Regions from separate parts of the Homo sapiens genome. Here region 1 is linked to region 2. A link is a loop called in an ENCODE intact Hi-C map of the cell type or tissue named here. Cell type or tissue: OCI-LY7. All regions are shown on one strand. Links, peaks and the distances in the headings refer to the core of each region. The heading gives the core; the rest is flanking DNA.

Region 1 (16,034 bases), core at 5,097-13,096, 110 kb after region 2:
GATGTAGGCTGTGGTATCCTCCTTTTGCACATGTGACTCATAAGAAACAGGTCTAATCTTGGTACCCAACCAGTTATTTCCTGGAGTTTAACAGTAGTGCAGGTACTCAATACCACCTGATAATGACCTTTCTATTTTGGTTGTAATTGATCCTCAGAGGATCCATCTTTATAAGGTTTCAGTAAGACTAAGTCTCCTAGTTGAATGGGAGAGTTTATTTTTTTCCCCTGTGGGAGGAGGCAATACTACATTTCCATATTCTTGAAGGGCCTTTTGAATCTCGTCTAAGTTGACAATGTGGGTGAACAATCTATGTGTCTCTTCATCAAACAGGAGGTCTAAAGTTAACAAGGGACTTCCATTAAGTCATTTCAAATGGACTAAGCTTTAAGGTTTCCTTTGGAGCAAAAGGGCTATGGGTAGGAGAGGAACTGGGCCTCTGAGGTCTCTCGAGAGTTTTGCTAATGTCCTTTTAAAAATATGGCTGGCTTTTTCTACCTTCCCAGAGTATTGAGGCCTCCAGGAGGAGTGAAGATGATAGGTAATGTCTAAGCTAAGGAAAACTGCTGGGTCACCTTAGCTGTGAAGGAAGGTCCGTTATGACTTTGCAAATATTTTAGTAACCCAAATCTTGGGATGATCTCTTTAAGTAAGAATCTGGACATTTCTAATGCTTTTATATATTTTTTTTTATTTTTTGGTCTTTCTAGGGAAAGCTTTTATCCACCCAGTGAAAGTGCATATGAATACTAGCAAATATTTTAGTTCCCTATAAAGTGGCATCTGGGTGAAATCTATTTGCCTGTTTTCCCCAAGGTATGTTTCTCAGTGTTCTATAGGTTTGAGTAGGGTGGCGGCATGGGGTGGCTTCCTGGCCTGTTATGGGCACAAAGTCCCCAGGCCCTGATGACTTTTTTTTTTCCCATGGTCTAGAACAGTTTCTTTCCCAAGATTTGAGAAGCCAATTTGAATAGATTCCTGTCCCAAATGTGAAGAGTCATGGAAATATTTCATTATTTTCAACTGCTTAGCTCCAGGGAGAAAGAGTTTGTTGCTTTCTGGCAACCACCCTGAGGGGTCTTTTTGTAAGCCTTTCTGTTCTGCCCACTTAATTTTTTCAAGGGTATTGTAGGGTGCCACTGACACGTGTGGAGTGCCTGGTATTAATGCAGTGACCTGTAATGCTGGTATTTTTTTCAGTTGTGGCCTTGGCTGCCCTGTCTGCCAGAGCATTTTCTCTGATAATCGAGGTGTCTCCTTTTGATGTCCCTTGCAGTAGATAACTGCTGTCTCCTTTAGGAGCTGAACAGCAGCTAAAAATTCCAAGATCTCAGAGAGATGTTATATGGGGGATACCTTGGCTGTTAATAGTCTCCTTTTTTCTTCATATGGCCACATGAGCATGGTGTACCAGGAACCCATATTTGAAATTAGTAAATATATTGACTCTTGCAGTAAAAAAAAGTATATTTTTTATATACCTAAGAGTAAATATATATACATACACACACTCTCTTAAGTCTATATATATGTATATATACACTCTTAAGTCTTTTCTCAATTGGAGGACCCTAATTAGAGTAATTAATTCTGCTTTTTGAGTGGAAATCTGGAAAAGTAAGTCTTTGGCTACCATGACTTCTTGCTGGATAACCACATCATAAACTGCCTTTTCTTTCTTTCTTTCTTTTTCTTTCTTTTCTTTCTTTTTCTTTCTTTCTTTCTTTCTTTCTTTCTTTCTTTCTTTCTTTCTTTCTTTCCTTCTTTCTTTCTTTCTCTCTCTCTCCTTCCTTCCTTCTCTCTCTCTCTCTTTCTTTCTTTCTTTCTCTCCTTCCTTCCTTTCTTTCCTTCTTTCTTTCTTTCTTTGAGATGGAGTCTCATTCTGTCACCCAGGCTGGGGTGCAGCGGCATGATGCACTGGCATGATCTCGATTCACTGCAGCCTCCACCTCCTGGGTTCAAGTGATTCAGAATAGCTGCCTCAGCCTCCAGAGTAGCTGAGATTACAGGCTCCTGCCACCACGTGCAGCTAATTTTTGTATTTTTAGTAGAGACAGGGTTTCACCGTGTTGGCCAGGCTGGTCTCAAACTCCTGACCTCAGGTGATCTGCCTGCCTGAGCCTCCCAAAGTGCTGGGCTTACAGGCTTGATCCACCATGCCCAACCACAGCCTGCCTTTCTTACTCCCTCATGAATAAAGCTGCTCCTGCCTGTAAACCGCTCAATACCAGGGTTATGCAGGGGCTCATCTTTGAGGTCAGACCTGCTAGAATAGGTCTGATCTGTGGTTTCCACAGAGGAATAAATGAGCTGGGGATCTGCTTTTTGGGATGTGAAGTCTGGCAACAGAGTAGCAGGTTTAAAACCTGACATAGTTTAAGGTAACATCTGTGGTGTCAAGCAGAAGGGCCTGATATTTAAACAACTGACTACCTGTTAGCCATTGATGTCCTTTTGCCTCTAGGACCCCCTGTATTTGGTTGGGGGAAGGATAATGACATCTAATTGTTGTTCCAAGGTAAATTTACTGCCTTTTGTTTTTTTCCCCCAACAGAGCAGTGGTGGGCACAGCTCAAAAGCATCCTGGCCACCCAGCTGCCAACTGGCCTAGCTGTTTAGAAAAGTAAGCCACTGGTTTAGGATTATTCTTGAGCCTTTGAGCTAGAACACCCAAAGATGTCCTTTGTTTTTAGTCACATAGAGAGTGAAAGGTTTGGGACATGTTCCCAGCATTTCTTTTAGGGTTAAGAATGCCTGTTGTGAGGTTCTGTCCCAATTCAAAGGCTTGTGATCACACTCTTTTAGAGCTTTATAGAGTGGTTTTGATATGATCCCAAACCTGGGAATACAAATATGGCAGAATCTGGCCATTCCCAAAAAGGCACTTAACTGTTTCTTAGTCTGAGTGGGCTGGAGTGCCAGAATGGTCTCTTTCTATTCCTGGGCTAAGGTTTTTGTCCCAGGAATAAACACACATCTCAGATACTTCACCCTTTGGGCAGAAATTTGGGCCTTGTGGGGAGATACCCAGTACCCTTCTGTATTAGTCTGTTCTTACACTGCTAATGTGTGAGATATAAAGACATACCTGAGACTGGGTAATTTATAAAGAAAAGAGGTTTAATGAACTCACGGTTCCACATGGCTGGGGAGGCCTCACTCATGGCAGAAGGCAAATGAGAAGCAAAGTCATGTCTTACATGGCAGCAGGCAAGAGAGCTTGTGTAGGGGAACTCCCCTTTATAAAACCATCAGATCTCATAAGACTTATTCATTATCATGAAAACAGCATGGGAAAGACCCACCCCCATGGTTCAATTACTTCCCACCAGGTCCTTCCCATGACACGTGGGAATTATGGGAGCTACAATTCAAGATGAGATTTGGCTGGGGACACAGTCAAACCATATCACCTTGTTTTCCCAGAAAATTAAGGATCTGGATTGTGTTTCTGTCAGAGGATTTTAATCTTTCCCCTGAGTTATTTCTCTAATCTTGTCATAATTAACTGGCTTGACCACATACTTTTTCATGCCTTCTATTAAATGAGTTAGTATGTGATTTCTGCATTCAAGATCTTAGGAATTGATCTGGAACTGCCTCACCCCCCTCCACACAGTAAATGGTATGGCCTTGGTTACGAGTAGCCACTCCATCTGCATGTTCGTGGGCAGTATCTAGAGTCTTTTTTTCTTTTCTTTTCTTTTTCTTTTTTTTTTTTTTTTGAGACTGAGTTTCACTCTTGTCGCCCAGGCTGGAGTGCAATGGCGCTATCTCGGTTCACTGCAACCTCTGCCTCCCGGGTTCAAGCGATTCTCCTGCTTCAGCCTCCTGAATAGCTGGGATTACAGGTGCCTATCACCATGCCCAGATAATTATTGTGTTTTTAGTAGAGACGGGGTTTCTCCATGTTGGTCAGGCTGGTCTTGAACTCCTGACCTCAGGTGATCCATCCGCCTTGGCCTCCAAAATTGCTGGGATTACAGGCCTGAGCCACCGTGCCCAGCCTGTTTTGTTTTTTTCTATGGCAAAACAAGTGGATAATGATATTGGCATGTCATGCCACCTTAAATCAAAGGACATGGCCAATTTAACAAACTCCTGTACAAACTTCCCTGGATCCTCTGAAAACTGGCCACATTTTCTTGCATAAAGCCAAATTGGACATGGAAAAGGTACATATATTCTGATTTTTCCACCATCTCTGTCAACTACCTGCTGATACGGACACAGGTTTGATTTGAGGGGCTGATACGGGACCCTACTGCTGGTGGTACTGGTTGGGCTTGCTTCCTTGGGCAGCAGGGGGCATAGGCTGGGATCTGTTGGATAAGGGGGAGAAGTTCTTGATGACCTTGGAGTGGAATCCTGTGCTAGAGAACTGGTGGGAACCTTCTTAGAACTGAAGGACTGAGGAATCTCCAAGGCGGGCTTGTAGGCGTTCTAGCTGGAGCAGCTAGGAAGGGGTAATCCAGGATATCTGGGGTAGCTTCTTGGTGCCAGAGGTGTTATGAGCCAGACACATTTTACAGCTATCTCTTAGGTCAGGATCTTGGTAGAGGGCCATAAAGCCTGCACATAAGGAACTTCTCCCCATTTTCCTTTCTTTTTACAGAATAAATCTAATTGTAAAATAGCATTATAACATAAAGAGCCATTTCTAGGCCAAATTTGTTGATTCCCCAATTTGTATTCGACTCAGTGTTGCCATGGAAAATGAGGTTTTTTTCCTCTTTAAATCATCAGATTTGAATTTCCTCCACTTGCCTAAAAGACATCCCGGTGGCAAGGCCTATGGGATGCTCACTGCTGTCCCCATGTCTAGTAAGGATTTCTACAGGAGTTTTGTAGTTAGTCTAAGTCTAGCAAAAGCTTAGTCACATTTTCCTTTCAAATTTTCACTTTTTGCAAAGAAGGTGTAAGTATAGGTAGCAAAGCATTACAAAAGCCAATTATGAGCTATGAATGGGTAGTAGAATGACGAGAGTGAATTCTACAGAGAGCAATGAAAGCATCTTAGTTTGGGCAGAGAGGGGCTAAACAGAAAGTAAACACAGAAGGGAGGAAGGGAAGGGGTGAACAGCATTTCTCAAGGGGAGACCTTGGAAGCTCGGATTCACCACAGAACCTACTTGGCAATGGAGACAACTGTCTGCAGGAGCCAAAATGGTGCCAGCCAGGCTTGTGGAACTGGGTGAAGGCCTGCCTAGGTGACCCCCAGCTTGGGTGGGCTTGGCTGCTAGAGGGGAACAAGTGTGGAGATCAGCAACCTGGTAGGTCCCACATCAGGCGGTGCTCTGGCCACTTGCCTGTCCTCTTGGCTCCACTGCCTGCCAGGATAAATGACGGCTCTGGCCAGGCACGATGGCTCACGTCTGTAACCCCAACACTTTGGGAGGCCATAAGGGGGCGGATCACTTGAGGTCAGGAGCTCTAGACTAGCCTGTCCAACATGGTGGAACCCCATATCTGCTAAAAATACAAAAATTAGCCAGGCATGGTGGTGGGTGCCTGTAATATCAGCTACTCGAGCGGCTGAGGCAGGAGAATCACTTGAGGCAGGAGAATCCAGGAGGCGGAGGTTGCAGGTTGCAGTGAGCCAAGATCGCACCACTGCACTCCAGACTAGGCACCAGAACAAGACTCCATCTCAAAAGAAAAGAAAGACAGAAAGGGAGAAAGAGACAAAGAGACAAAGAAAGGAAAGAAGGAAGGAAGGAAGGAAGGAAGGAAGGGAGGAAGGAAAATGATGGCTCTGAAAAGAGCCTTTGGTTGATGTTACACCTCTCTGCAGTGTTAGCAGCTCTTTGGTATTACAGTCTTAGTGTTACTGCTCTTGCAGTTTTGATGACCAATTTCCTCACCATCTCTCGCTGTCTCACTGATCATTGCCTCTTGCTGTCTCTCTCACTGCTTGCTGTCTCTTGCCATCTCTCACTATCTCACCAACCATTATCTCTCACCATTGCCTCATCAATCACTGACCACCATCCTCTCTTCACTCCTGGCTGACTCATCACCGATGCAGGGCAGATTCTTGGCTTTGCTCAGGAAAGAACTCAAGAGCAAGGCTGGGCGTGGTGGCTCACACCTGTGATCCCAGCCCTTTGGGAAGCCCAGGCAGGAAGATTGCTTGAGCCCAGAAGTTCGAGACCAGCCTGGGCAACATAGCAAGATCCTGTCCCTACTTAAAAAAAGAATTCAAGAGCAGGCTGGTGATGAAAGAAAGCAGCTTTACTGAAGTGGCAGCAGTGTCAAGTCTCTGTGACTGCTCCTTGTGGAGCAAAGCTATCGCATAGGCAGTGAACTGAGTAACAACATATGGGTGGTTTGCGGTCATATTTATATCTACTTCTAATGACATGCTAATTAAGAGGCAGTTCTACTCAGAAATAGCTAGAAAATGGGTGATAACTCTCTGGGTATTGCCGTGGCAAAGGGTAGTAACTTCAGGCATCTCCACGTGTCGGTAAACTGTGGTAGTGTCTTATAGGGATGGGCAGCGAGAGCAACTGGAGGTGCTTTCAGGACCCCTTCCTGGTTTCTGCCAGTCTTCAGTCTGGTCTGGAGATGAGTCCCGCCTGCCTCCTACCTCATGTGGAGTTACTGACACAGGCATTCATTCAACAAATATTTTTTGAGAACTATAATCAGAATTTGGTTAGGTGCTGGGTACACATATGTGAAAAAAATTGACAAGATTACTACCAAGGAGGAATGGGAACACTTATTGAGCATCCTATATGTATCGTGCACTGTATTGAGGCTGTGAAGACGAGTACACATCCTGCTTTCAATTTTTTTTTTTTTTTTGAGACAGAGTTTCACTCTTGTTGCCCAGACTGGAGTGCAATGGCATGATCTCGGCTCACTGCAACCTCTGCCTCCTGTGTTCAAGCAATTCTCGTACTTCAGCCTCCTGAGTAGCTGGGACTATAGGCACATGTCACCATGTCCGGCTAATTTTTGTATTTTTAATAGAGATGGAGTTTCACCATGTTGGCCAAGATGATCTCGATCTCCTGACCTCGTGATCCACTCGACTTGGCCTCCCAAAGTCCTGGGATTACAGGTGTGAGTCACTGTGCCAGGCCTATTTCTTTTTTAAATACATTTTTATTTTATTTTATTTAGTCACCCAGGCTGGAGTGCAGTGGTGCAATCTTGACTTGCTGTAACTTCCGCTTCCTGGGTTCAAGCGATTCTCGTGCCTCAGCTTCCTGAGCAGCTAGGACCACAGGCACCTGCCACCACACTCGGCAAATTTTTGTATTTTTAATAGAGACGGGGTTTCACTGTGTTGGCGAGGCTGGTCTCGAATTCCTGACTTTCGACAATCCACCCGACTCAGCCTCTCAAAGTGCTGGGATTACAGGCGTGAGCCACAGCGCCCGGCTGGAATTTGGATTATTTCTATAACCTTGAGATAAGAAATCCTAGGGCTGGGGTTTGCTTAATGGGCACACAATATATGAAGAGCTGTTATATAAAATGAAGAATGGTCATGTGCTTATGTGGCTGCAAAGGATGGATTTAGGACACGGCTGGAAGTTTCAGGGAACACACTTAGGGTTAGATGAGGAAAATCTTTCGAACAGAGCAGTTTATCAGTGGAAGGATATATTTCTGAAGTAGGAGTTTCCATGAGATTGAAGACATTCAAACCAAAGCTGGAGAGGCCCCTTCTAACGTATGATGAAGAGTCACTCTCTGATTTGTGTTTTGGACTAAATGGCCACTGAGGTCACATTTAGCCATGAAATTCTTTGATTTTATAAACCTTTATATGTTGCATTCAAAAATTTTGTATCGTGCATTGCTATTTTGCTTTGTGTATGTAAATCAATGCTTGCTGAATTGAATTGTGAACTTCCCCAGAGCCTGAGAAAAGGTCTAGGTGGTATATTGAAGAGATCATGGATTTGGAATCTGTTCTAATACCAAAAAGCTATGTTCTTTGTGGGCAGGCTGTTCACCTTCTCTGCAACTCAACTTTCACATCTATAAAATGTATGTAGTAAAATTTAATTTATTCTGTTGCATTGCTATGGGGCAAGACATAATGTGTGGTAAAGCACTTTGAACACAGTGACATACAAAATTGATGCACACTTCATGGAAGTTATATTTGCTTCGCTTCATTCTCATATACTGCTACCCCACTGGCACCTGATGCTGTGGAATGCACAGATAAATTCTGTCCCCAAAGATATTGGAAGATGAAGGCCAAATGCTGGTTGCAATACTGTGGCCCAAGCCAGAGAGTCCATGATGGCTGATTCTTTCCCCAAAGGCAGGGGGATTTTGCTCTGTATTCTGTTATTTCATAGCTCTCTCTTCTCCTTCTTTGCACTATTCCTTCCTGGGATCTTCAGTGTTCTTCACTTTAGGTCCTGAAGCTGCTTGTGTCTGGATCAGTGGTTTCTGAGCACCCTCTAGAGACAACAGAGGGATTTGTTCCATTTGAGAGAACAGATTTTTCCCATCATGTGGTTGCTGGATCAAACGGAACGCATAGGAGCAAGTGAGGAGGACCCAGCTTTCTTCAGCCCAGCCCTCCCTAGCACTGCTCCAGTGGGGCTGCCTTCTCCTATATATCCAATCCCCAGGTGTCCGTGAGACAATGAGCAACCCAGGATTAAGAAAAACGTTCCCTTCTCTTCCTAAGCACAAGTGGTCAGGTGAGAGTGTGTGTCTCAATGGGAACATAACTCAATCTCTAGTGAATTCTGAACAAGACAATGACTCAAGTCCAGAGTTAAACGCACTAAATATGATGCATAAATTACCTCTTCTGACCATCCAGGCGGCATGTCTTGCTCAATCCTCAGGAAAAAGAAAAGAAAAACTTACTCAAGCACCATAAACAACAGAAAGCAATATGAACTCTTATTTTTCTTTAAATATTTCATCTCTAGTTCTTTCTCATATTCAACTCTTTTAAAGTTCCACATCATTCCTGTCCCTAAACAAACTTAAAGTACAACATTCCTATTTCTAGGATAGTGGAGAAGACAGTGAGGGGTAAGAGATCAAGGGACTGGGATGGGTAATAATAAGGAGGGTATGATAAAACCCACTTCAGGAGTGTCACACCTTGAATACATAGCAAAAATGATTGACTGACTGAGAAATCAGACCACATATCCCTTTCTGAAAGAAAATGATGAAATGAATTTCCTAGAGTCATAGAGTGAGATATTGGGAGATAGAATTTCAGACATCTATCTTGAAATTTGTTGAGTTTCTTGGCACTGTAAGTTAATGTTGTTCATCATATCTGGAACATTTTGTCCATTCTCTCTTCATGTGCTTTCTACCCCTTTTCTTTCTCTTCTCTTTCTAGGATTCCCCTCATACATATATTAGTATGCTTGATGATGTTCCACAGATGTTTGAGGTTCTGTTCAGAGAAAAACCTTTTTTAAATTATTTTTCTTTATTCTTTCCTTTTAAAAATAATTGCTAGCTTTGATGAGGCTGCAGAGAAATAGGAATGCTTTTACACTGCTGGTGGGAATGTAAATTAGTTCAACATTGTGGAAGACAGTGTGGAGATGTGCCAAGGAAATCCCTTTGACACAGCAATCCCATTGCTGGGTATATACCCAAAGGAATAGAAATCATTTTATTATAAAGATACATGCGTGGGTATGTTCCTTGTAGCACTATTCACAATAACAAAGACATAGAATCAACCCAAATGCTCATCAGTGATAGACTGGATAAAGAAAATGTGGTAGGCCAGATGCAGTGGCTCATGCCTGTAATCCCAGCACTTTGGGAGGCCGAGGCAGGCGGATCACCTGAGGTCAGGAGTTCGAAACCAGACTGGCCAACATGGTGAAACCACGTCTCTATTAAAAATACAAAAATTAGCCAGGCATGGTGGCAGGCACCTGTAATCCCAGCTACTCAAGAGGCTGAGGCAGGAGAATCTCTTGAACCCAGAAGTGGAGGGTGCAGTGAGCCGAGATTATGCCATTGCACTCCAGCCTGGGGGACAAGAGTGAGACTTCGTCTCAAAAACAAAAAAAAAAAAAAAAAGAAAAAGAAAAAGAAAAGAAAAGAAAAGAAAGTGCGGTACATATACACCATGGAATACTATGCAGCCATAAAGAGGAATGAGATCATGTGCTTTGCAGGGACATGGATGGAGGTGAAAGCCATTAACCTCAGCAAACTAGTGCAGGAACAGAAAACCAAACACCACATGTTCTCACTTACAAGTGGGAGCTGAACAATGAGAACACATGGATACAGAGAGGGGAACAACAATGGGGAGAGTCAGGGGAGGGAGAACATCAGGAAAAATAGCTAATGTGTGCTGGGCTTAATAACTAGCTGATGGGTTGATAGGTGCAGCAAATCACCATGGCACACGTTTACCTATGTAGCAAGCCTGCATATCCTGCACATGTACCCCGGAAATTAAAATAAAAATTTAAAAATTGCTTGCTTTTAATTGATATTTTCTATTTGGTGAGTCATAACCTCAAAACACTACACATTCTATTATTCCATTTATGTAACCTAAGAAAATGATCAAATTTAGTGATGGAAAACAGATCAAAGATTGAAAGGAATTAGGGATGGAGAGGTGACATTACAAAGGGGTAGCATGAGGGAGTTTCTTTGGGATGAAGAATCAGGTTTTTATCTTAATTGTAGTTGTGGTTACATGCATGTATACTCTGATGCATTTTCATAGAATACTCAAAAAAAGAAACAAAAGCAAAATACAAAAGGATATGAAAACTGGTGAAATTGCAATAAGGTTTTATACCTTATTATTATACCAAGGTCAATCCCACGGTTTTGATCACTGTATTAGAGTAATGTAAAGCACGTTGTGCACATGTACCCTAAAACTTAAAGTATAATAAAAAATATATATATACGCACGTATTAAAAAAATAAAAGTCATCGGTGTTAGTCCGTTCTCACACTGCTATGAAGAAATGCCCGAGACTGGGTAATTTATAAAGGAAAGAGGTTTAATTGACTCACAGTTCTTCATGGCTGGGAGGCCTCAAGAAACTTACAATCATGGTGGAAGGCAAAGGAGAAGCAGGCACCTTCTTGACAGGGCAGCAGGATGGATTGAGTGCAGGCAGAGGAAGTGCCAGACACTTAAAACCGTCAGATCTCATGAGACTCGCTATCACGAGAACAGCATGGGGCAAACGGCCCCCGTGATCCAATTACCTCCACCTGGTCCAACCTTTGACACGTGGGGATTAAGGGAATTACAATTCAAGATAAGATTTTGGGTGGGGACACACACAGCCGAACCGTATCATCATCGTGGGAAGTTAAGTTAAAAGCGTATGTGAGCTCTATTATTTTTGCAACTTCTATTTCATTCTAAAACTATTTTAGGGCCAGGTACAGTGGCTCACGCCTGTAATCCCAGCACTTTGGGAGGCCAAGGCGGGCGGATCACAAGGTCAGGAGATCGAGACCATACTGGCTAACACGGTGAAACCCCGTCTCTACTAAAAATACAAAAAATTAGCCGGGCGTGGTGGTGGGCGCCTGTAGTCCCAGCTACTCTGGAGGCTGAGGCAGGAAAATGGCGTGAACCCGGGAGGCAGAGCTTGCAGTGAGCCGAGACAGCGCCACTGCACTCCAGCCTGGGCGAAAGAGTGAGATTCCGTCTCAAAAAAAAAAAAAAAAAAAAAAAAAAAATTAGCAGGCATGGTGGTGCATTCCTGTAGTCCCAGCTACTCGGGAGGCTGAGGCTCAAAAATCACTTCAATCCAGGAGGAGGAGGTTGCAGTGAGCCGAGATTGCACCACTGCACTCCAGCCTGGGTGACAGAGCAAGACACTGTCTAATAATAATAATGTCTTTTAAAAATTCTAAGTCCACTTGCTAAGAGGCCATGCAATGGGCATACTCCAGGCTATCTGTGCAAATCGGTTTCAGAAAAACAAATGCCACTTGCCCAATTGCCTTCTAGTTAAACAATAATGAGGCCACTAGCCCCAGGTCAGGAGAGATCAGAAAAGTAAATACTCAGCGAAATCAAAGTGTTGAACTATTCACCTCAACACCTTGACCCTCAGCAAGTGAGACAAGAACGGGACAGGTGAGAAAGCAACCATCGAGGCCAGGTGTGGTGGCTCACGCTTGTAATCCCAGCACTTTGGGAGGCCGAGGCAGGCAGATTACGAGGTCAGGAGATAGAGACCACGGTGAAACCCCGTCTCTACTGAACATACAAAAAATTAGCCGGGCGTGGTGGCAGTCGCCTGTAGTCCCAGCTACTCGGAGAGGCTGAGGCAGGAGAATGGCGTGAACCCGGGAGGCGGAGCTTGCAGTGAGCAGAGCTCGCGCCAATGCACTCCAGCCTGGGCGACAGAGCAAGACTCCGTCTCAAAAAAAAAAAAAAAAAAAAAAAAAAAAGTAACTATCGAAAAACTTCATCTGTAAGTCATGATGCTTCAGGAAAGTGAAAGAGACCTTCCTATGAGATTTGCAAGTGGGTGTACTGTTTAAGGACTAGAATAATTAAATACATCTCTTATATCAGAACTGCTTTCCCTTCTTTTAACCTGCTATTATAGCCCAAGGTAAGGAACCGTGTAAAACCTACAAAGTTTCTACTTTTGTCCCCATCCCTCTCTGTCCCTGAGTCTGTTCTCTCTCTCTCTCTCAGTGTGCCACTGTGATTCTGTGTTTGACTGTTTTTCCTTTTTTAATGGCCCTTTTCTGCCTTCCTTTATCCCTATTCCCAGATGTTCTCTCATGTCTCATTGCCTATTCTCTCCCTAGCCTCCTGTATTAGTCTGTTCTCACGCTGCTAATAGAGACATACCCGAGACTGAGTCATTTATAAAGGAAAGGGGTTTAATGGACTCACAGTTCCACATGGCTGGGGAGGCCTCACAATCATGGTCGAAGGCAAAGGAGAAGCAAAGACACCTCTTAAATGGTGGCAGGCAAGAGAGCATGTGCAAGGGAACTGTCCTTCATAAAACCATCAGATCTGTGAGACGTAATCACTATCACGAGAAAAGTATGGGAAAGACCCACCCCCAAGATTCAATTACCTCCCACTGGGTTCCTCCCATGACACATGGGAATTATGGGAGCTACAATTCAAGATGAGATTTGGGTGGAGACACAGCCAAACCGTATCACCTCTGTATTAGTCCATTTTCATGCTGCTGATAAAGACATACCTGAGACTAGGCAATTTACAAAAGAAAGAGGCTTAATTGGACTCACGGTTCCATATAACTGGGGAGGCTTCACAATCATGGCAGAAGGCAAGGAGGAGAAAGTCACATCTTACATGGATGTGCAGAAAAACTCCCGTTTTTAAAACCATCAGATCTCATAAGACTCAGTCACTATCACGAGAACAGCCCAGGAAAGACCCACCCCTATGATTCAATCACCTTCCACCAGGTTCCTCCCATGACACATGGGAATTGTTGGAGTTACAACTAAAGATGAGATTTGGGTGGAGACACAGCCAAACCATATCAACCTTCATAACTATTTATTTGTGTATTTACTTATTTATTTATTTATTTTTTTGAGACAGGATCTCACTCTGTCACCCAGGCTGGATTGCAGTGGCACAATCACAGCTTATTGCAGCCTCGACCTTTCTGGCGCAAGGGATCCTCCCCCCTCAGCCTCCCAAGTGGCTGGGGCTACAGGCGTGCACCACCATGCCTCGCTAATTTTTGTGTTTTTTGTAGAGACGGGGTTTCACCATGTTGCCAGGCTGGTCTGGAACTCCTGGGCTCAAGAAATTCTCCCACCTAGGCTTCCCAAAGTGCTGGAATTACAGGCATGAGCCACTGCTTCTGGCCTCCATAACTATTTAAATATAATGTTGAATTAAAAGTCATTATTAGTATTTTTGTACTTAAAAATTTAATTTGGAAGCTCAAGTTTTTATGAAGCAAAAGAGTTTTTACTTTTGATTTATCAGCCTAATAACTCCTCATGTATGATAGAACACACAGCACTTAAATTAAAATTTATTACAGGGAGTCTGGTTGTCTAAGATTTTTTCTGGCCTTTCAGCAACCACAGATTCTTTGGTCCTTCTTTGATGTGTCCACCCTCCTCAAGTAGCAAATCATTTGCTTCTTTTATTCCTCCTTGATTCTCACCACATCACTTCCAGACTGCCCTGGGAAAACGAAATTCTTCATCTATTATCGTGCATGTAACATACACTTTTAAGACGATAATTTATTGTTTCCCGTCTTATACTTTCTTTTTTAGGCTCTGGTTATTGTGTCCTGGGACATTTAGGGCAAGGTAGGAAGCAGAAGCTTCTTTAAAGGTATTTCCCCTATTGGTTTTTATTTCTAAAAGACTAAGGCCATTGAAGAAATTAGGCCTCCTTTATTTCTTCCTGGAGAGAGATGAAACAGTTTTTCCTTTGAGGAAGATGTTGAAGAAGGGATTGTTCATATAGTAAAAAAATATTTCAGGAGATTATGGAGAAAATTTACTGGGTCCTGTAGGAAGAAGAAACAATTACCTGTGCCAGGGCACTTATTTTTATTTTTTTAATACTTTAAGTTCTGGGGTATATGTGCAGAACGTGCAGTTTTGTTGCATAGGTATACACGTGCCATGGTAGTTTGCTGCACCCATCAACCCGTCATCTACATTAGGTATTTCTCCTAATGTTATCCCTCCCCTAGTCCCCTGCCCCTGACAGGCCCCAGTGTGTGATGTTCCCCTCCCTGTGTCCATGTGTTCTCATTGTTCAACTCCCACTTATGAGTGAGAACATGCAGTTTTTGGTTTTCTGATCTTGTGACAGTTTCCTGAGAATGATGGTTTCCAGCTTTATCCATGTCCCTGCAAGGGACATGAACTCATCCTTTTTAATGACTGCATAGTATTCCATGGTGTATATGTGCCACATTTTCTTAATCCAGTCTATCATTGATGGGCATTTGGGTTGGTTCCAACTCTTTGCTGTTGTGAATAGTACCGCAATAAACATATGTGTGCATGTGTCTTTATCGTAGAATGATTTATAATCCTTTGGGTATATACCCACTAATGGGATTGCTGGGTCAAATGGTATTTCTAGTTCTAGATCCTTGAGGAATCACCACACTGTCTTTCACAATGGTTGAACTAATTTACACTCCCACCAACAGTGTAAAAGCATTCCTATTTTTCCACAACCTCTCTCTCCAGCATCTGTTGTTTCTGAGCCAGGGCACTTATAAAGAGAATGTGTGCTGGGTTAAAGATGACTTCTCACTTTAAGCCTTCAATATATTATTTTTCATAGTGATCATAAAGCATTTAATAATTCAATAAGCATATTTAAGAAAAAACCATGTTCAGGGAGATTAAATAAATACAAAAATTTGCAGTACAATGAAAATCAAAGACAATCACTCCTTCAACTAAGTCAGTCCTACACTAGGATGAGTGCTGTGATGAAGGAACCAAAGGAACTAGAGAGGTTCAGGAAAGTTAACTTCCCCGTAAACCAGCAAACCAAATTTGAAACTTGATGCATTTATTTCTAAAGTCAATGAATGATCTTGTGCCAGTACAGGCTGTAAGTCTACCCATGTCATAGTCTGCACTCACAAAGAACTCCCTTTTTTTTTTTTTTTTTTTTTGAGACAGAGTCTTGCTCTGTCGCCCAGGCTTGAGTGCAGTGGTGCAATCTCTGCTCACTGCAAGCTCCGCCTCCCGGGTTCACGCCATTCTCCTGCCTCAGCCTCCCGAGTAGCTGGGACTACAAGCGCCCGCCACCACGCCTGGCTAATTTTTGTATTTTTAGTAGAGACGGGATTTCACCGTGTTAGCTAGGATGATATCAATCTCCTGAGCTTGTGATCCGCCCGCCTCGGCCTCCCAAAGTGCTGGGATTACAGGCGTGAGCCACAGCGCCCGGCCAAGAACTCCTTTTTATTTCCACATTCTATGTTTTAGGATAGTGGTCATACCTGTCTTAATAACGGCAGTCATTGAGCATGTAGAAGTTGCTGGACCTCCAGCACACCCCAGGCCCCCAGAAGAAGTGG
Region 2 (16,034 bases), core at 5,146-13,145:
TCGTTTTAAAGATTTTTTCCAAAGTTTATCATTATCATCTGTGAGAGGTTTAGTTCAACTTAGGCTATGCCGTCATTACTGGAACTGAGCCCCTTCCATTTTTCAAATACCAGATGGAAAAGTTAAAATGTTAGGGTTGAAGGGATCTTAGAGTTTATTTAACAATTCCTTCTTCAGGAACTCTGGTCAACCTTCCATTGATATGAATTCCCTGACTTTGAAAAAAAATCACCTCTTACCATCTTTTGACCTACTCCAATGTTAGTCAAAGGCTTCTCAGGTAACTTCTGCCCACTACAGGCCCCAGTGGAACTTACAGGCTGGCAAAGGGAGGCCAATCATGAACATGCAGACAAACATTTATGGTTTAGGGTAAGTGCAAGTAAACAATACACAGAGTGTGGTCATCGAAATTCACTTGGGGCAGGACTTTTGCAGAGAGGATGGTTAGAGAAGGCCTCTCTGAGAAAGTTACTTTTAAAAATTTCATTTTCAATTGACAAGCAATAATTATATATATTTCTGTGATGTTTTGCTATGTTTACATTGTGGAATGATTAAGTCAAGCTAATTAACAAATCTATCATCTCACACACATCATTTTCTGTGGAAAAAAAATTTAAAATCTACTCTTTTAGCAATTTTGAAATATACAATGCATTATTTATAATGCATTATAGTGACTGTAAAGTCACTATTCTGTGCAAAAGATCACAAGGGCTTATCTCTCATAACTGAAACTTTGTACTCTCTGACCGACATGTCCGCTTTCCCCATTCAGCCCCCTCTCCAGCCTTAGGCAACCACATTCTACTCTCAAATTCTATGAGTTCAATGGTTTTAGATGCCACTTACAAGTGAGATCATGTGGTATTTGTCTTTCTGTCCCTGGCTTATCTCACTTAGCATAATGTTCTTCAAGTTCATCCATGTTGTAGCAAATAGCAGAATTTTCCCCTCCTTTTTTTTTGGTCTGAGATGGGGTCTCACTCTGTTGCCCAGGCTGGAGTGCAGTGGTGTGATCATAGCTCACTGCAGCCTCAACCTCCCAGGCTTAAGTGACTCTCCCACCTCGGCCTCCAGAGTAGCTGGGACTACAGACGTGTACTAAGATGCCCAGCTAGTTAAAAAAAAAAAAAAAAAAAAATTAGGGGGCGGGGCTCTCACTATGTTGCCTAGGCTGGTCTCGAGCTCCCGGCCTCAAGCAATTCTCCTGCTTAGAATCCCAAAGTGCTGCGATTACATGCATAAGCCAATGGGTCCTAGCTTCCCCCTCCTTTTAAGGCTGAATGGTATTCCATCGTGTGTATATATACCACATTTACTTTATCCATTCCTCTGATGATGGGCACCTAGGTTAGTTCCATATCTTAGCTACTGGGTATAATGCTGCAATGAACCTGGGAGTGCAGATAGCTCTGATAAATTGATTTCAATATATTTGGATACATACCCAGAAGTGAGCCTGCTGGATCATATGGTAGTTCTATTTTTAGTTTTCTGAGGAACCTCCATGCCGTTTTCCATAATGGCCGTATTAATTTACATTCCCGCCGGACAGGGTGGCTCACGCCTGTAATCCCAGCACTTTAGGAGGCCGAGGTGGTCGGATCACCTGAGGTCCAGAGTTGGAGACCAGCCTGACCAACATGGAGAAACCCCGTCTCTACTAAAAATATAATATTAGCCAGGCGTGGTGGCAGGTGCCTGTAGCACCAGCTACTCGGGGGGCTGAGGCAGGAGAATCGCTTGAACCCGGGAGGCGGGAGTTGCGGTGAGCCGAAATCGCGCCATTGCACTCAAGCCTGGGCAACAACAGCAAAACTCTGTCTCAAAAAAGCCAGCTTCGCAGTCGAAGGACAAGAGTCGTAGAAGCGGTCGAGGCTTTTACGGCTCCGGCGTGCCGGAAAGTGCGTGAGTGGAAGGTGCTTGAGTGCCGCCGCCGGGGAGTTTTGTTCCGTTTCCGGGATCCTGGGGTCTGGAGGCAAAGTATGTTATGCATAAAAGTGGATAATTTACATGATAAATGAAAATGGCCAATTCTTTAAGAGGATAAGTACTAAATCTTTATAAAAATCTGCTGTATCTTGATGAAACCCCGTCTCTACTAAAAGTACAAAAAAATTAGCCGGGCGTGGTGGCGGGCGCCTGTAGTCCCAGTTACTGGGGAGGCTGAGGCAGGAGAATGGAGTGAACCCGGGGGGCGGAGGTTGCAGTGAGCCGAGATGGCGCCACAGCACTCCAGCCTGGGCGACAGAGTGAGACTCCGTCTCAAAAAAAAAAAAAAAAAAAAAACTACTGTATCTTGGACGAGACTATCCAAAAGGAGCAGACTATTTTAAACGGCGTTTGAACAACATTTTCCTTAAAAACAAAGACGTGAAGAATCCAGAGAAGATCAAAGAACTTACTGTACAGGGCGAATTTGTAATGAAAGAGCTAGAAGCCTTATATTTCTTTAGGAAATACAAAGCTATGAAACAACGCTGTTATTCAGATATCAACAAAAACTAGTTGATCCTTACTACTTTAATTTAGCTGACAACCAGTGCCAGCTGTTTCTGTACACCAGCTATTGTAAAATAATTCTAACTTAAAATGGGAAGATGTACATGTTGTGTAAAAAAATCCCTGAGCTGCCCTACTGAACTAAATAGGTTTCAACTTCTGTTCATACTGAGAGATTTATCAGCAACTTTATGCTCAGTTTTTATACAAAGATAGCAATTTAGCTATACTACCGATTATAAATTAATGAGCACCGAATTTTGAATGAAAATATAATACACTTAATCTTGTAACTTAATAGGACTTAGCCAATTATTTTTAGCTTATTTTTCCATTTTACTGACAAGAGAATGCCACATACTGAACATTTAATAGGCAAATTTTCTTTTCTTTTTTTTTTTTTTTAAGACAGTTACACTCTTGTTGCCCAGGCTGTAGTGCAATGGCACCATCTCGGCTCACTGCAACCACCACCTCCTACGTTGAAGTGATTCTCCTGCCTCAGCCTCCCAAAGTAGCTGGGATTACAGGCGCCCGCCACCACGCCCAGCTAATTTTTTTTGTATTTTTAGTTGAGACGGGGTTTCACCATTTTGGCCAGACTGGTCTTGAACTCCTGACCTCAGGTGATCCACTCGCCTCGGCCTCCCAAAGTGCTGGGATTACAGGCGTGAGCCACCGCGCCCAGCCACAAAATAATTTCTTACACACTTGTTTCTCTTAACTTTTGAAAGGAATCCCTTATTTTTTTCCCCAGTTTGGTACATTAACAGCACATATTCAAGGTTCACTACAAAACAAAGCAGTTCCTGGTAATGACTTAAATGTAGTTATAGAAATAATAATATGTATGGAGTCATTCCTGCTGAACTTGAAATAGCCTTCTGGTGACAGGCATTACATACATAACTATTCAATTATTTCCATTATTAATGTTGCTGCTGCTACCTTTGGGCCTGAAACCAAGTCACCTGTTGTGTATCAATTAGCTTCTTTGATAAAAGGAAATAAATAATGTCATTCTATTATTTTATCATAAAGACAAAAAATTTACATTCCCACTCATGGTGCACAAGTTTTCCCTTTTCTTTACACTCGCTCCAACACTTGTATCTGACATCTTTCTGATAATAGCCATTCTAACAGGTGTGAGGTGAGATCTCATTATGGTTTTAATTTGCATTTCCCTGATGATTAGTAATAATGAGCATTTTTTTCATATATCTGTTAGCCACTTGTATGTCTTCTTTTGAGAAATGTCTATTTGGTTTACTTGCCCATTTTTTGATTGGATTATTTATTTTCTTGTTATAGAGTTGTTTGAATTCCTTATATATTTTGGATATTAGCCCCTTATCAGATGTATGGTTTGCAAATATTTTCTCCCAATCTCTGGGTTGCATCTTTATTCATTGCTTCTTTGCTCTGCAGAAGCTTTTTAGTTTGATGCAATTCCATTTGTTTATTTTTGCTTTTGCTGCCTGTGCTTTTGGAGACACTTGGACAATGTCCAAGAAATAATTGCCCAGACCAATGTCATGGAATTTTCCCCCTTTGTTTTCTTTTAGTAGTTTTATAGTTTCAGGTCTTATATTTAAGTCTTTAATCTATTTTGAGGTGTTTTTTTGTATGATGTGAGATAAGGGTCCAACTTCACTCCTCTGCCTACGGATATCCAATTTTCCCAACATCACTTATGAAGAGACTGTCTTGTCTCCATTGTGTGTTCTTGTCACCTTTGTCAAATTTCAATTGATTGTAAGTGTGTGGGTTTATTTCTGGGATCTCTTTGCTGTTCTATCGGTCATTGTGTATTTGTCAGTACCATGTTTTGATTACTATAGCTTTGTAATAGATTTCAAGTGCCTCTAGCTTTCTTCTTTTGTCTCAAAATTGCTTTGACTATTCAGATTCTTTTGTGGTTCTATACAAATTTTAGGATTTTTTTATTTCCATGAAAAATAACATTGGAATGTTGATAGGGATTGCATTGAATCTGCAGATCATTTTGGTTAGTACGGACATATCATTCTTCCAATCCGTGAACACGGGATACCTTTCCATTTATTTGTGTCACTTACAATTTCTTTCACCAATGTTTTATAGTTTCCAGTAAGAAGGTCTTTCACCTCCTTGGTTAAATTTACTCCTAAGCATTTCATTTTTTGGTGCTATTGTGAATGAAATTGATTTCTTAAGTTCCTTAGCAGTTAGTTTGTTGTTAGTATAAAAAAATGCTACTGATTTTTGCGTGTTGATTTCGTACCCTGCAACTTCACTGAATTTGTTTATCGGTTCTAACAGGTTTTTTTTTTTTTGTAGAATCTTTAGGATTTTCTATATTTAAGATCATGTCATCAGCAAACAGAGACAATTTCACTTCTTTCAGGAGTGATCTTTAGGCTGAAACATAAAGGATGGGGAGAGAGAAGTGTATAAGCAAAGGCACTAAGGTAGGAAAAAGCAAGGCACATTTGAAGAACAGAGGGATGGCCAGCTCCATCAGGAAGTTAGAACAAGATTCTTGTAAGAGAATGTTTAGAAAAGCAGAGAGGGGTCAGATCATGAAGGGCCATGTTGAAATCAATTTTGATTTGAAGCCAATTGTGAAAGTAAGCCATTGGAGGGTTAGAGACAAGAGGGATATCTGGTCTACCTGGCCACTGTGTAGAAATAGACCTAGAGGATGTGTCTATGAAAGGAGCCAGACAGGTTAGAAGGCCGTTGTAGTCATTTTGGTCCACAGATGTGAAAGTGGGGAGCTGGATTATGTAATTTTCAAGGTCTTTTCCTCTTGAATCATTAGGACAGGACACAGGATATCGCTCCAATGCCAAACTTAATCTGATGGCAAGACAAGGTGCGGATGAGAGGGATTCTGGTGAAAGCCTAGGAAAAGACAGGAAGGCAGGGAAGACGGGCTGGGATAGAACCCAGTAGGCCCCGTGGGTACCCAGCCCCATGCTGCCCTAGCACTAACCACTAGAGGGCAGGAGTGACCAGACCAGACAGAAAAAGAGACTTTATAAGGCAAGTTTGCAAGCTTACTTCTTGGAGGCTGTGGCATGAAGAAAAACTTCACTGGGAAAGGTTAAATAAAGGATGAAAGACTTTCCATACTTGATGGTGAAGCCAGAACCAGAAGTAAGGTGAAAATCATAAGGATACGTTTTGCATCAAAGCAGGAGGAATGAGAGCTGCCCCACAGCGGCAACAGCTACTTTGAGAAGAGATGAGCCACTGATCAGCCTGGACAGGAGAGTGGACATGTCTGCTTGGGTGACTCATTGACACCCCAAACTTCTTTCCTTGCTCACCCTCAGATGAGTTTATGCACCTGGGTTCCCCACTTCCGGAACCCTGTGACCCATCCACTCACTGAGACCTGAACCTAAGTCTCACACTTTGCTCCTCCTTAACCCTGGTGAGTTTCAGCCACTCAATCTCCAAGTCCTGTCAACTCTGTCTCCACTAACATCTTCAGCATCATCCCCTCCTCTCCATCATTCCTACCATAGACTTGGTTCACGTGCTGCTAAAGCTCTCTCCCCTTGCCTATTACAACAGGCTCCTAATCAGCTCCCTCCCTCTAAGCTCAGTCATTCAGTCAACTTTCCACAGAGCAGAGAGAGCTTTCCAAACTACAACCCTAACCAGAGGAAGCCCCCTCGTGACTTTCCACATATCCCTAGGATAAAGGACACACTGTAACCCAGAAATACCTTAATCATTGCCATCTTCTTCAAGGTTTTCCTTGCTACTTTGGCCATGCAGGATGAAACTCTTCTAATGAGTCATGCTCTTCCAAAAGTCCATATCCTTTGTATATACTTTTCCCTCTGCCCGGAATACTGCATCTTATTCCCCTTTTCCTTCACTGCCTGGATACCTAGAGAGGCCATGAAACCTGTAACTGGGAGCACAGGTTTCAAAGGCAGACAGACTCTGGTTCCAATCCCAGCTCTGCCACTTACTCATGTAATATCTATGAGAGTTGGGGTGGCTTATTCAACCTCCGTGCCTCAGTTTCCTCATCTGTAAAACAGGAATAAAAAATAACGGCTACTTTACAAATTGATATGAACACTGAATGAGATAACTGATGTGACACAGTGCAAGGCCTGACATGTCAGGCACTACATGTACTAGCTCCTGCTGTTATTTATTTATTACAGTTGATTTTCTTGTTGTTGTTTGTTTTTGGTTTTGCTTTTGTTTTTGAGACTGGGTCTAGGCTGGAGTGCAGTGGCGCGATCTTGGCTCACTGCATCCTCCCGCCTCAGCCCCACAAGTAGCTGGGACTACAGGCACGTGCCACCACCCCCAGCTAATGTTTGTATTTTTTGTAGAGGAGGGGTTTCACCATGTTTCTCAGGCTGGTCTTCAACTCCTGAGTTCAAGTGCTTGGATTGTAGGCATGAGCCACCACGCCCAGCCCCATTGCTTATTCTTAGCAATCCACATGAAGCTACTGGGAAGATCAAATGAAAGAATGCACAGACGTGCTTTTGAAATAATGAATGATTATACAAATAATAGTAATGAAACATCGTTTTTAGTAGTGGTATCTTTACAATATCATCAGGATGCAGAATTGTTATTCCTGACTTCAACCATCCCTGAGAGTCATTAATGCTTAGAGACTCTGAACACAGAGGCCCCACAGTCACATAGAGGCCCCAAAGCATTTAACCAAACACCTTCAGATTTAATTCCTCCAGAGGAGAAGTATTCAGTTGAATAGTTAACCATGGAAACGTGTTTGTTCACATAGACCCAATCCTAGGAAAATGGAGAAAGTGGTGAGGTTTATTTCTGGATCCTGTACCTCTTTCAAAACCCATCTTCCTCACTTCTTCTTCTTCTCAATACCTCACCCCTAAGATCAGATCTCTTGGCAGGACCTTGTCATTGGAGCCTCTAATTCAGAGAAGCCTCAGGACATAGGAGATGGGGTATTTAAGAATAAGAGAGGGTGTCTGAAGAGGAGGACAGGCCAGATGCCCAGCCCAGAGTACCAGCACCTCAATACAATCACGCTATTAAAATGATTCTTCCAATGGTATAAGGTATAAGGCCTGAAAGCAATCTTTTTGCTCAGTCTTTAAGATTCACTGAGGTGACTCTATTGATGATACTTTGGGCACCATGACAAGCAAAAGGGGAGAAATTTCTTTTGCAAGATTGGGTCATACAAAAGGCCAACCTATACCACTTTGAAAACAAATCCTATATAAAAGGGACTCTTCAAGTGCAAGCCCCCTCCCAAACCCAGGCTAAGGACTACAATGGCCTCAGCACTCTGGTGCTGGACACAGGTAGACAGAGGCAGTAAGCTTGAAGGTTAAGTTCATGGATCCTGGGACCAGGTTGCTTGGGTTCCAATCCCAATTTTGCTATCTACCACCTACAAAGCCTCGAGAAAATTACTTAGCCTCTCTGTGCCTCAGTTTTCTTATCTGCAAAATGGGTATAATAGTACCTACCTCATAGAGTTCCTGCAACTTAACATATGCCAAGTATCTAAAACAGTGCTTGGCACATGGTAAACAATCTGTGTCAGCTGCTATTATTATTCCGATTTTTTTTTAGACAATGTGTTTCCCATTGCCAGAAAGTCTGACAGTGTGGTTAGTTTGGAAGGCAACACGGCAGGTGCAGTATTTACATGAGAATGAGCTTTGGCATGGATCTGACTTTGAGCCCCACCTCTGCCTCTTGCAGCTCAGTGACATCTAAGTCACGGGTTCTTCATCTGCAAAGTGGGGATACCAATACCCTGCCCTTCCTACTTCACAGGTCTTTGAGCAGACCAAAATCAAGTGCACTAAAGTGCTTTTCCAAATGTTTATTTTTTAAGTTAACATAGAATAAAATAGACTTTGGGGGTGTATAGTTCTATGAGTTTTAGCACATTCAGGGAACCACCACTACCAAGATATGGAAGAGTTCCATCACCCCCCATACAATTGCTTTTTAATCTTGATGACGTAGTGTTTCACAGCCTAACACCTGGCTCTCCTACAATGGTACATTAGATAAGAAATATTCAAGGCCTGGCACATTTCTTAGATAACAAAGAAAGAAGATGAATTCCAGTGATTGAACTTCCTGTGCATTAGTTGCCTTTGCACTGTCTGTTCCTTCATCTGGAACTCTCTGTCTACAGACACATGCGTGGCCCACCCACCTCTCCCTCAGGTCCTGCTGAAATGTCACATTCTCAGTGAAGCCTCCCCTCTGACTGCCACTGTCTGGTACTTTGGATCCTACTTGTTCTTTTTTTCCATAGCATGCACCATCTTCTATAAACTATATACTGTAACTTATTTTTTTTTTTTTTTTGCTTATTCTTCATTTTCTGTTCCCTTTCATAGAATGTAAGCTCCCCAGGGAGAGAGACCATCGTCTGACTTGTCCACTGATGTACTCTAAGCACCTAGAAACAGTGCCTAGCACATAGTAGAGGTTCAATATATATTTGTTAAGTAAACCTGTTTAAAACAACAAGGATGAAGTTAAACTATCTTCACTTGTTGTTTGGGAAGATTAAATCTGTGATTATACAAAAGAAAGCAGCTGTCACAGTGCCTGACACATAAACCTAAGTTGAACGAAAATTGGAATAATGCAAAGGACTGACTGATTCTCCCTGTCCCCCATGTAAACACAACACGGCTTATAAATTCTCCACTCGATGAGGGCTAAAACAATTTTTTTCCTTCCCTATTAGGAATCAGTATTTAGGTAATTAATCCTGAAATGCTAAAATCCCCTCTGCACAAGCAGAAAATTTTAAAATTCATGGAGACAACATAACCTGGGCTTTAGCAATGTATTAATGAGCATAGGCAGTGAAGTCTAGGGACAGGCTGAGAACTCCGTAGACTGTGTCACTCCAGCTGCAAAGCTAAAAGATGCTTAACTTCCTGAAGAGCAGGTCCAACATGCACCTGCTGAGGAAGCAGCTCCATCCTGCTCCTTTCTCACACACAGACCTGCTGGCCCTTTTGACCCCAAAGCTCTTTTCCAGCCACATCAACAGGAAAACATGCACTGTCTTTGATGAGTTCAAATCCACCCACACAGGCCTTGATCTCCTGTGGGTAGCATCATTGTTCTCGTGAGTGGGACACCGTGGGTCCCCAGACAAGAAGAATTTGGGCTTTGGAAACAGGATTTGTAGGTGAGTGAGCACAAACAACTCCCTCCTCTGGTTGGAGAACACCCCAGGGTGTCAGGAAATTTTGTGGGAGAGGGTCTCCTCGAAGTCAAGAGAGGAGACGAGATTCTTCCATTTATTTGCAACCACTCCCACAAACTGAAATATATTCAAATACAGAAATGCCAAAACAAGGTCCCAAAAAATTTTCATGTAAATGAACACTTACCTTTAGCAAATTAAAGCATTTAACTTCCTAAGATTATAAGGTAACAATAACTGAATTTTCCAAAAAATATTCACAGGATTTATTTACGAACAGAATTTATAGAGCCCTACAGGCAGCACTAGCCAGGACTGGGGCCCAAGCTTTGAATTATCTAATAATCATGCTGGATTGCCTCTAGCTTATCAGGACCCTCATCTGAAGGTCATGTCAAAAATCTAAGTGGCCAGGCATGGTGGTTCATGCCTGTAATCCCACCATTTTGAGAGGCCAAGGCAGGAGGATTGCTTGAGTCCAGGAGTTTGAGACCAGCTTGGGAAACGCAGGGAGACCCTGCCTGATACGGTTTGGCTCCGTGTCCCGACCCAAATCTTACTTGAACTGTGAAAATCCCCATGTGTCATGGGAGGGACCCAGTGGGAGGTAACTGAATCATGGGGGCAGGTCTTTCCCATGCTGTTCTTGTGGTAGTGAATAAGTCTCATGAGACATGATGGTTTTATAAAAGGGGAGTTCCCTTGCACACACTTTCTTGCCTGCTGCTATGAAAGACATGCCTTTGCTCTTCCTTGACCTTCCACCACGATTGTGAGGCCTCCCCAGCCATGTGGAACTGGAAGTTCATTAAACCCCTTTCCTTTATAAATTACACAGTTTCAAGTATATCTTTATTGGCAGCATGAGAATGGACTAATACACAGTCTCCACAAAAAAATCAAAAACTTTGCCATGGGTGGTGACACATGCCTGTGGTCGCAGCAACTCAGGAGGCTGAGGTGGGAGGATTGCTTGAGCCTGGGAGGTTGAGGCTGCAGTGAGTCATGATTGTGTCTCTGCACAATCTGCATGATTCTAAACACTCTGGGTCACAGTGCGACGCTGTCTCAAACAAACAGAATCCAAATGGAAGCCCTTGATAAGGTGAGGTCTGGAGCTCAAGTGTCACCTGGGCCCCTCTGTGATTGTTGCTCCAGATGAACCCTTCAAAATAAATTTCAATGATTTTTAGCAATACTCACCTACTCTAAAATCAATCATATATGTATTCTAGTCTATCTCACAATATTATTTCTGGACTTTTTGGTTCCAAACTGAAGCTGGAGAGGTGTCCACCTTGGTGATCATCTAGAACGCTGGCCTCTCTGGGCTAGATCCTCTCCTGAGTGTGGACACTCAGGATACCATACGTTCCCTGAGCAAGGAAGGCACTCTCTCAATGACAGCTCTTTCCACGGGCAGCAATGTCTGCCGGGCACAGCCTCCTTCTCTTTTGTGGCATGACTAGGTCTTGTTGTTTCTCAGAACTCAACTCTGTATCAATCATTCAGAATGGCTTTCCTGACCACCCACCAGCACCCTCCAGACTGGGTATGGTGGAGTGCAATTCCAGTGTTCTTAGAGGCCACTCTTGAGCTTCTTTCCATCACAGACCTATGGCTTTTTTAATGTAAGCATCAAACTCTAATATGCGCCCATATCATCTGGGGAACTTTCTCACCAATACAAATTCCCAGGCTTCCTCTCCAGAGGCTCTGATTCCACAAGCTGGAAAAGTAGTAGCCTGGAATCTGCATGTGATCAAGCTCTCTAAATGACCCAAATGATTCACTGCAGCTGGTCTTGATCTCCAAAATGGGACACTTGTCCCCTAGGGATTTCCAAGATGGTACATTGGAGTACAGGGAAAAATGGTTAGCACTTTCATTCCAATCTTTGATCTCACCCTTAAATTTCTTTTTGGCATGTACATTTTATGGACACAATATATTAGTAAAGTATTGTCAATCTTAAAAGACACTAGAGAAAAGTCTCTCTAGCTATGTTGGGTTTGTCCTGGAATACAATAAAGATTATAATCCGGAATGCATGAAATGACAAGCCACCAGTGCACTCAATGAGGGAAGGATAAAGGGGAGCTTTTATAGCAATGAGAGATTTACATAAGCTGCTTAGAAAGACAGTTCATTGGTTCCAGAGGCTGTTGTTAGTTCGTTGGGGGAGATGCCGTTACTGGGCAAGTGTTCTTCCGAGAACATCTTATCTGAATTACTGCAGTCCTAAAGAATGTCGAGTGATTTATCAAAGCAGGAGATGCGTGAAGGACGTGAAAGTGATTTTAGAAAGTCCTTGAAAACAGTTCTCATCTCAGACAGGTAAGTATGAGTCTCCTCTCCTTTCTGGCCCCATTTTGTCTGAGTCTGACAAAAATTATTTTGGTGGGCACAGTGGCTCATGCCTGTAATCCCAACACTTTGGGAGGCTGAGGTGGGTGGATCACTAGGTCAGGAGTTCAAGACCAGCCTGGCTAGCATGGTGAAACCTGGTCTCTACTGCCAGGCATGGTGGCTCACGCCTGTAATCCCAGCACTTTGGGAGGCCGAGACGGGTGGTCATGAGGTCAGGAGTTCGAGACCAGCCTGGCCAATATGGTAAAACCCCGTCTCTACTAAAAATACAAAAATTAGCCAGGCATGGTGGTGCATGCCTGTAGTCCCAGCTACTTGGGAGGCTGAGGCAGAAGAATCGCTTGAACCCAGGAGGTGGAGGTTGCGCCACTGCACTCCAGGGTGACAGTGCAAGACTCCGTCTCAAAAAAAAAAAAAAAAAAAAAGAAAGCTGGTCTCTACTAAAAATACAAAAATTAGCTGGGCATGGTGGCAGGTGCCTGTAATCCCAGCTACTCAGGAGGCTGAGGCAGGAGAATCGCTTGAACCTGGGATGCCGAGGCTGCAGTGAGCTGAGATCGCACCACTGGGTGACAACCTGGGTGACAGAGCAACACTCCGTCTGGAAAAAAAAAAAAAAAAGATTTCATCCTGGTATCTGCAACTTTCTCAGTATTCATGATTTATAAATAAATATGCTTATGTTGGGGAGGGCAATTTACAGTTTGAATTATTAGCCACAATTCTTCATCAGCCCCCAAGGTCTACAGTTTGCCAAGTGAGTTTTCAGTTCTCCCAGTAGAAGCTGAGTGACTCTCCTGCCCACTGACTTTGGGTAGTCATGTGACTGCACCAGGCCCCATCATGTGACCAGTTTTGATTAATCAGGGGAGCCTTGATAGTGACCAGTTTTGAACCATGAGCCAAAGAGACGTCCCATGTTTCTACTTGCCCTCTTGCACCTCTGTCACTGCCATGAGAAAAGCATGTCCTGGCTGTCCCACGAATCCAAGGAGCAAGTGAGAGGAGACCTGGACTCAAGCTGCACCTTAGAGCCAACTAGATGGCTGCATCTTAGAGCCCAGCCAAGAAGAGTGAACTCCTAGCCAACCTGAAGGCACATGAGCAAAACAAATCCCTTTCATTCATGCCATTGGGGGTCTGTGTTGTTTATTACAGTAACTCTTGATAGTGAACATTGGTTCAGATCTCAGGCTTGCTGACGGTGTATCTGTATTTCAGCTTTGAACCCATAGCCCCTTGTAGGCCCTTAGTTAATAACAGAATAAATGGAGGTTTTCTCCATTTTCTGGGAAAATTCTGATTGATACTCTCTGTGGCCCTGTCTGAAAGGGTTGATGATCAACTCACTTTTCCAAAACCAGCCACCAGGACTAAGGCTCCTGGAGTGCTCCAGATCACCTTTTTTGCCAGTCAGACTCAGAGCTTGATGTCCAATGGTACCCTGGGCTGTTGCATTATCTTCAGGTCAAAATACTACACCCTATTACCTGAAAAATACAGTATCTGACTGAACCAAGGGCTGACCTTAGCCTGGGTTCCTCATTTTCCTTTGACCAGTTGGGCTCTCTATGAAGCCAGTTCCCAGTAATCCGGTGAGTCCCAGTGTCTAGGCTCTGCCTTGAATCTCACTCCTTGACTGGTCCTGTTGCCCCTGGGAGGACCAACTCCCCAACTCCTAGTTCCCAGAGCTATGGCTGCCATGCCCATCGACCTGGTTGGGAACCCACACCCTAGCCATTTCCAGAATCAGAGCTGAAAATGCTCCCTCAATCCCTGACAAAGAAAACCCAGAAAGCATTGGTATCCTGATGTTGTTGAGAAAACGTGGCGACTGTATACTGCACAAACTCCATCTTTTCTGTTTTTATCCCATTAGAAAAGGGCACTTCACCAGAGGCTCGTTCTTGGGAACTCCGTCTTTCTTCCCTTCTTTATTTTCTTTCCTTCTTCCCTCCTGCCTCCCTTCTTTATTTTCCTCCTTCTTGGTTCTGTATCTTCCATTTCTCCATTAAATCAGAGCTGCTTTTTCAGGAACTAAATTTGAATCTGAAACAGACTTGAGAGTTGATGTGATTTCTTACTCAATATAGAACTTCCCTCTATAGTGTTTCCAATGTCAAATTCATTGCTGTCATTTACTGAGGACCTATAAAGTGCAAAACACTCTGATATATATCTATCTACATATATATATATGACGTATATATTCTAATTCAGGTATTAACTAGAATCTGTCATGTAGGTATTATCATTTCCTTTAAACAAACAAAATGAAAACTTCAGGCCGGGCACGGTGACTCACGCCTGTAATCCCAGCACTTTGGGAGTCAGAAGCAGGCAGATCGCCTGAGGTCAAGAGTTTGAGACCAGCCTGGCCAACATGGTGAAACCCCATCTCTGCTAAAAATACAAAAATTAGCCGGGCATGGTGGCTCACGTCTGTAATTGCAGCTACTCCAGAGGCTGAGGCATGAGAATCACTTGAACCCAGGAGGTAGAGTTTGCAGTGAGCCGAGATTACACCACTGCACTCCAGCCTGGGCGACAGAGTGAGACTCTGAAAAAAGAAAGAAAGAGAGAAAGAAGGAAAGACAGACAGACAGACAGAGAGAGAGAGAGAAAGAAAAGAAAGAAAAAGAAAGAAAAGAAAGAAAGAGAAAGAAAGAAAGAGAGAGAGAGAAAGAAAACTTCACAGGGGTTAAGTTCCTCATCCAAGATCAAATAGTAGGTCAGTGGCAAAAGCAGAGCTCACTTCACACATTGTTGTGCCGAAAATTCTCAACTAGAATCTTCAGAGGATCCAGTTCAACAACTTCATTTCATCAGTGAAGAGACAAAGAGCTGAGCAAAGAGAGGTGAGTTTTATTGAACGTTGGTTCATTTCATCCTCATAACAACCTTATGAGTTGTACAAATACAAACGCTTATCAACACTCTTTGCATCTAACAGACGTGAAGGCTGAGGCACAGGGAGATGAAGTGCCTTCCCCAAGGCTGTGTGTCTAGTTCAGTGGTGGAGCTGGGATTCAAACCCAGGCAGTCTAGGTCCTGGGTCCAGTTTTAATTACAGAATGTTGCCTTCCCGGGACACATACCAGATCAGAAGCAGACAAGGACAGAGCAGAGAGGAATCCCAGCCCGTGGTTTCCACAGCCTGCCCTTTCCCCTCCAGCACACTGGCTCCAGTCTCATCATCAGTGAGGAGCACAAGTGGAAATCCAATTCCACATAAGTGGAGGGAGCAGAGAGTGGGACAGCCTCAGGATTTCCCTGGATTTATCACAGCTCCTTCCTCCTCAGCGCCTAGCCCCGAAGCCATCTGTGGGGAATGCTAATGCGCACCAGCTTCAGAGAAGGCCGTGCTGCTGGCCTTTCATGTGACTTAGGGGAAGGCTGAGGATGCAGCTGCCCGCACAGCCAGCAAAGCATTTGAATTGCTGCTGCCCTGCAAAAGGCAGATCATCTTTCCAGGGCAACCACGGCCCAGATTTATAGCCTGTAATTTCCAGTCTCCAGGCTGGATGATCCATGACGCTTGCTGGGCAGAGGAAGGGATTAAGCAGCAAGGAGGGGCTGGCACAGCCCACTAGGAAGTATAATAAGAACCATGATGGTGGTGGTGGTGGTGGTGGTGGTGGTGGTGGTGGTGGTGGTGGTGATGGTGGTGGTGGTGGTGGTGGTGGGGTTGCTACCATTAACTGAGCCTCTTTTAAGAATCAGGCACTGTGGCCAGCACGGTGGCTCACGCCTGTAATCCCAGCACTTTGGGAGGCCAAGGCGGGTGGATCACGAGGTCAGGAGATCGAGACCATCCTGGCTAAGACAGTGAAACCCCGTCTCTACTAAAAATACAAAAAACTAGCCGGGCGTGGTGGCGGGCGCCTGTAGTCCCAGCTACTCGGGAGGCTGAGGCAGGAGAATGGTGTAAACCCGGGAGGCAGAGCTTGCA

Evidence for each region. Hi-C counts contacts between places; a loop is a spot of excess contacts. Peaks named below come from ENCODE experiments on the same cell type or tissue, not always from the same donor. Only the 100,000 strongest peaks of a DNase experiment are listed, where the experiment ranks them.
Region 1: a loop joins it to region 2, with 2.9 times the contacts of the local background. A loop is called at or near these places in 10 of 110 quality-filtered maps.

What each region holds. Positions count from the first base shown.
Region 1 is chr22:33,118,651-33,134,684 of GRCh38, forward strand. LOC124905107 (a long non-coding RNA gene) reads left to right here and starts at 15,907. Exons shown (of 2, transcript XR_007068072.1): 1 at 15,907-16,034. It also overlaps a transcript of LARGE1 not described here. In OCI-LY7, for the core only: a CTCF peak has its summit at 8,446 (motif pointing left); no DNase peak of the experiment used is centred there.
Region 2 is chr22:33,012,948-33,028,981 of GRCh38, forward strand. The region is part of intron 1 of SYN3 (synapsin III); the gene reads right to left. It also overlaps the pseudogene ETFRF1P1. Among named protein-coding and RNA genes, the nearest start is that of SYN3, 37 kb to the right of the region's middle. In OCI-LY7, for the core only: CTCF peaks have their summits at 5,484 (motif pointing right) and 5,693; DNase peaks (open chromatin) are centred at 5,514 and 9,454.